Linked DNA regions of Homo sapiens: region 1 is linked to region 2. Evidence: chromatin loops called from intact Hi-C (ENCODE). Cell type or tissue: psoas muscle. All regions are shown on one strand. Links, peaks and the distances in the headings refer to the core of each region. The heading gives the core; the rest is flanking DNA. Region 1 overlaps HIBCH (3-hydroxyisobutyryl-CoA hydrolase). Region 2 has its middle 27 kb from the start of MSTN.

Region 1 (2,923 bases), core at 270-2,769, 230 kb after region 2:
CAAAGCCCAGGTCACACCCAAGACCAATTAAATCAAACTCTGGAGGTGGGGCACAGGCACAGATACTTTGTTTGAAGCTCCCCTAAATGATTTCAAAGAACGAAGCTGTCATTAAAAATCAACACTAACACTTTATAATTATGAAACTGAAGTGACAGATCATATCTTATTTAGGGATACTTTCTAAATAAGGTTTTCATAATTACTTTTAAAGTGTGAACTACACTACCCTAAAACACCACGTCTAAAATGTTTTCAACTTGACTCAATTTTATCTTTCTGGAGATTTTAAGCATAAAAATCCAGAATGACTTTGGATTCCTTAATGAGGCCAGTACCCAAATGTAGGTTCAAGGTTCAAGAGGGTGTTGCCAGATTTGCAACTATTATGTAACAGTGTAAGTACTAACTGCAGTGTTTTAACAAGTAAACAAAGAGAACTCAGGACTAACTCCAAGTCCCAGTTTTATATATAAGACAGAATTTTATTTAACTCAAAGAAAGTTAATGTAAACCTATCAAACAAAGCCACTGTACACAATATTTATAGGTCACAAAAATCTGTGGACCAGTTACTACAAAAAAAATATATATATATGTATATATACATATATATGTGTATATATATGTATATATGTATATATACATATATATGTGTATATATACGTATATATATACGTATATATGTGTATATATATGTATATATATACGTATATATGTGTATATATATATACACACACAACCAAATTCCTTGTCAAATACTATATAATCACATTGCTTCCATTTGGTTGGTTGGTTGGTTTTGAGACAGAGTCTTGCTGTGTCACCCAGGCTGCAGCGCAGTGGCACGATCTCAGCTCACTGCAACCTCTGCCTCCCAGGTTCCAGCAATTCTCCTGCCTCAGCCTCCCGAGTAGCTGGGATTGCAGGCATGCGTCACCACACCCGGCTTATTTTTGTATTTTTAGTAGAGACGAGGTTTCTCCATGTTGGCCAGGCTAGTCTTGAACTCCCAACCTCAGGTGATCCGCCCACCTGGGCCTCCCAAAGTGCTGGGATGACAGGTGTGAGCCACCGCACCCAGCCCATTCGTTCTAATTCAAATTCAGCTGTCACTTAAAATTTGATATTAGCTTTTATACCTCAAAATGTAATTGAGAATTCAGTGTCCCCAGGTAATTCTGAATTTATGATCTTTCTTTTCTATTGGTTCCAAAACTGCCATCTGGTGGAGAGGAAGAGGGCATGCACCTCTCCGCTCCTTTTTTTTTTTGAGCCTGAGTCTCTCTCTGTCGCCCAGGCTGGAGTGCAGTGGTGCAATCTCGGCTCACTGCAGGCTCTGCCTTCCGGGTTCACGCCATTCTCCTGCCTCAGTCTCCTGAGTAGCTGGGACTACAGGTGCCTGCCACCATGCCCGGCTAATTTTTTGTATTTTTAGTAGAAACGGGGTTTCACCATGTTAGCCAGCATGGTCATGATCTCCTGACTTCTTTCTTGATCCGCCCGCCTCAGCCTCCCAAAGTGCTGAAATTACAGGCATGAGCCACTGTGCCCGGCCTGCTACTTCTAATTTCTTAATTAACTTTATCAGGCTTATTTCCTTCAACTGATGTCAACTTGGCTTTTTAGAACAGTTATTCTCAAAGTATGGTTCTTGGACAAGTACCATCAACATCCCCTGGAAACTGACTAGAAACTGAAATTCTCTGCCCCACCCCAGACCTACTGAACAAGAAACTGTGGGGCCCAGAAATCTGTGTTTAACAAACCCTCCAGGTGGTTATGATGCGTGAAGTTTAAATAAACAACTGTCTTAGATGAGAACTTTATCACTCAGGAACTTTTTGCAATTATCCAATAAAACAAACATGGCCTCACGAAATTAAACAACTACATGAAACTGCTTAAGCAGGAAGAAGACATCACAAAGTAGTGCTTAGTGAAAATTATTATCCCAGAAGTAGGCAAGGTGTGAACAGAGCAGAAAATCAAGTCCAGGAGGCCAATAATTTAGGCATGGGGTGATGAAGAACAGCAGATGTGGAAACAGAAGGGAGTGATATTATTAAGAGTTTTTATAAAGTAAAAACTCAATGGAAAGGAATGTCAAAAATGACTTTAAGATTTCAAGCCAGGACAACCAGGAGAATATAGAAAAGACAGGGAAAGAAGCTAGCTGGTTTGCAGGACGAAATACAAATTCAATTTTTTGAATTTGAATTTGTACTGACATAAGCAGAAATAGTCAACAGAAGAAAGAGACTAGAGGTTGAAAGAAAAGTTAGAACTAAAGGTATATCTTATGCCACATGCATGTACAATCACTGAGACACTGGAATCTCTCAGCTTTCTGTAAGGAATAAATGAGAAGGCTGCAGTTGAAAACTAATTGCCAGAAAGATGCCAACTGTAACTGTGGTATTGGTCAGCAGCATTTTATTTTTGTATTCTATTTATTTATTTATTTTTAGAGACAGGGTCTCACTCTGTCACCCAGGCTGGAGTGCAGTGGTATGATACATGGGCTCAAATGCAGCCTCAATCTCCTGGACTCAAGCCTCCTGAACAGCTAAGACTACAGGCGCACACCACCACACCTGGCTGATTTTTAAATTTTTTGTAGAGAGACAGTCTATGTTGCCCAGGCTGGTCTCAAATTCATGGGCTGTGATCCTCCAGCCTCAGCCACCCAAAGTGCTGGCATTACAGACTTGAGTCACCATGCCCAGCCGAGCAGTTTTAAAACTACTAACATTATCTGGATGGAATGGTAGAGATTAAAAAGAAGAAAAACAGAAAAAAACTACTAACATTTAAAAATCAAGACATTTCACCTAAAACTGCACTTTTTCCAGGTTTTCCAGAAAAATCAGTAATAATGGAAACCCTGGGTCTATATTCTATAAGGGCAACAATGGCTGGG
Region 2 (2,923 bases), core at 101-2,600:
AAAAGTAGAAAAGAACCTGGCTACCTGCTTGAATAATTGGAGAGGAAAAAATTACAGAGATCATCCCTGAAACACTGTAAAGTATGTATAGCTGATATTATTATACCTATTTTAAAGATGGCAGAAAGGAAATGTGGAAGGAGTAAAGTGACTTTGCCAAAGCTTCCATAACTACCTAAGAATATGATCAGGGACCAGGATTATGCCTTCTGGTACAGTGAGAGGAGAGTGAATGCACAAACCCCATGATCGTGATATGTCTGGGGACCTCTGATTTAAGGAGTGGAGAAAGAGAAGTATTGATTGGTAGAAGAAAAATGAAGATGCAAAGAGCACTCATGAGTGGGTGGTCCCAGAGCTCTGAGTAGAGGGTAAGAATCAGAGTCAGGCCTTCCAGAAAATCCCAGTATAAGGTCCTTTACCATCGTTTCCTTTTTGTCCCTTTGCTTAGTACATTATCAACAAGTTTTAGAGGCAAAGAATGGAAAAGGACGTAAAAAGAATATCCAAATAAATATTTCAAAAAGATTAAAATAGAGATGTGGAACATAGGTAACCTAGTGAAGGACAGAACTACTTAACATTCCAAAAATAAATTTGAGTCAGATACAAAGTTGTATAAACTCATAAAGGCTAAAGAAAAAAAAAGTATCATGTTAATATCAATTAGAAATTCTCTCTTCGGCAAAATTGAGTTTTAGTTAACTAGATCAAGTGAATATTTTAAAATCAGTGTAAGAGATTTTTCCTGGACATCTCATTTTGTGTGTTATAGATACTTTTATTAGTTGTAACAGAAAACTCCACTGATGGAAACAGGCCCAAGAATTGAGGAGACATCTTTACATTCTGGTAATCCCAGCTGTGTGACCTAAAGCAAGTCATTTAACCTCTCTGGGCCAAAGGCCTGTTTCATCAATTATGAAGTAAGGAGGTTATGCTAAATGTCCTCTAAGCGTTCTCCCAGCTCTCAAAATCAGTTTTTCTATGAAAATTTTAGTTATTCTCATGGAAGCCCTGACTTAGGTTTTTAGTTTAAAAGATAGGCTCCAGCAGGGGTCACTATAGCCACATCGAGCTTTGAGTCCAATGCTCTTTCATGTTGTAGTTGATTGTGTGCAAATCACAGTTACCCTTTGTCTTGATTTTTCCATCTGAGACATAGACTCTCTTTGTACCTAAATGTAATCCAAATCGATCTTCAAATGTACTCAGCATGTCCATTTCAACTAGGTTTTGTTGTTGCTGTTTTTGTTCTCTGATTCTTTTCATTTATTTATTTATTTATTTTTACGCTGAAATTGGAGATCATTTACTTCCTTTGACTCTGGGGTCCTTCAGAAAAATATATTTTATTTGATTAGCTATGTTTAATTTTTTGCCTCTGAGAACTGTGATGAGTAAGTATATTTCTTTAAATATATGAGATTACATTAAAACAAAACACAAAATTCAGTCCTATCCTGAAGGTTTTTAAAAATTCTATGTACACCTGAAAAATGTATTCAGCTCCTTTAGAACCCCTTTTTGAAAATTCTAGAATTCTTCTAATGGCTTCTACTCCTCCATAGTTAACTTGCTACGTACATGAAGCCAGAATAGACTAGTTCATATATCCAAGAGCAGGGTAAGGATTTCAACGCCAGTTCTAATTTCAATATTACATGTTTTTGCCCTAAAAACTTAGTGACTGTACATACACCATAAAGAATTTGAGGATCACTGTTGATGCTCAAAGGTAGACATTCAGCAAAGTGTTACTCCCGAAAAACCACAGGACTCCCCAGAGTCCTAAGTTTTAAGAGTAAGTCTTGAGTCTTACGTCCTAAGTCTTAGGACTCTTGAGGACTATGATTCAATTTAGGACTACTCCAGAGGGGTTCAGTCTGCCCCAAATGCCCTCCACAAATTCCATATACTATGCAAAACCTAACACTGGTTCAATTGTGCTAGGAGTCAAGGAGAGTTAACTTCTTACACCATGCAGAGCAGTGTTTCTAGTCCTTTGGCCTGGTATATATGCCCCTTTCCCCAAACTACTCTACTTAACCTAGAGTAGTTCTTGTAGGTGTATGGTGTGCAAATGTAATCTCATTGTCCCTTTTTTCTCCTTATAACTACCTGCCTGCTCCTTTGGGAGAGACTGATATTACCCTTTTCAATTGCAGCACTCCTGCTGCTGCTGCCATTTCCAATATTATTGTGTTAAAGTCCTCATCTAGGCAGGTAGTTGGGTTTATTTCTAGTTGTTAGCAAGCGAAGAAAGCCTTCTATACACTCCTTTCACAGTAAGTAGGGGATGGCCTGGTGACAAACACAGTGAAAGTGATGGTGTATGACTGCTGAGACTAGGTCATAAAGGGCATTGCAGCTTCTGCCTTGGTCTCTTGGATTGCTCACTGAGAGCCAGCTGCCATGCCTCAAACAGTGCCATGGAGAAGATCTGAGGCCTCCTGTCAATAGCCAGCACCAATTCGCCAGGCACATTAGTGAGATAGCTTCAAAGCAGATTCTTCCCAAGTGGATTGAGTCTCCTCTCCAGACTTCTTCAGAACAGTCTTTTTTCTACTTATGTATAGCCTCAAACAACCACCTCAGTCTTGATTTTATATAACCAAGTTAGCTGCCATAGCTAACTGATCACGTGTCTTTGAGTCCTAGCCTGTGTAAGGTTTGTATCCCTTGCCTGATCATGTGTGAAAGATGGAGGTACATAGTTCAGACAAGGCTCTGATAAAAGGCAGAAGGTGACTCCCAGGGAAAAGTGTGTGAGCTGAACAGGTCCCTCAAATGGTTTCTATCAATGTCCTGTCCTACTTCTCCCCTACCACTAGTACTTTCTTATCACAGTACTAATACTTAGCGCACTGTAGTCTAATTGCCTGCTTATTTTTAATGTCCGCTCTTTTCTGTAGGCTCCTGA

What was found. A loop is a pair of places that touch in the nucleus more often than their neighbours do. Peaks named below come from ENCODE experiments on the same cell type or tissue, not always from the same donor. Only the 100,000 strongest peaks of a DNase experiment are listed, where the experiment ranks them.
Region 1: it touches region 2 in a loop (10-fold over the local background); 34 of 110 quality-filtered maps call a loop at or near these places.

The regions. Positions count from the first base shown.
Region 1 is chr2:190,313,693-190,316,615 of GRCh38, forward strand. The region is part of intron 1 of HIBCH (3-hydroxyisobutyryl-CoA hydrolase); the gene reads right to left. Among named protein-coding and RNA genes, the nearest start is that of HIBCH, 4.7 kb to the right of the region's middle. In psoas muscle, for the core only: a CTCF peak has its summit at 1,230 (motif pointing left); no DNase peak of the experiment used is centred there.
Region 2 is chr2:190,087,982-190,090,904 of GRCh38, forward strand. It overlaps a transcript of AKAP19 not described here. Among named protein-coding and RNA genes, the nearest start is that of MSTN, 27 kb to the left of the region's middle. In psoas muscle, for the core only: a CTCF peak has its summit at 1,048 (motif pointing right); no DNase peak of the experiment used is centred there.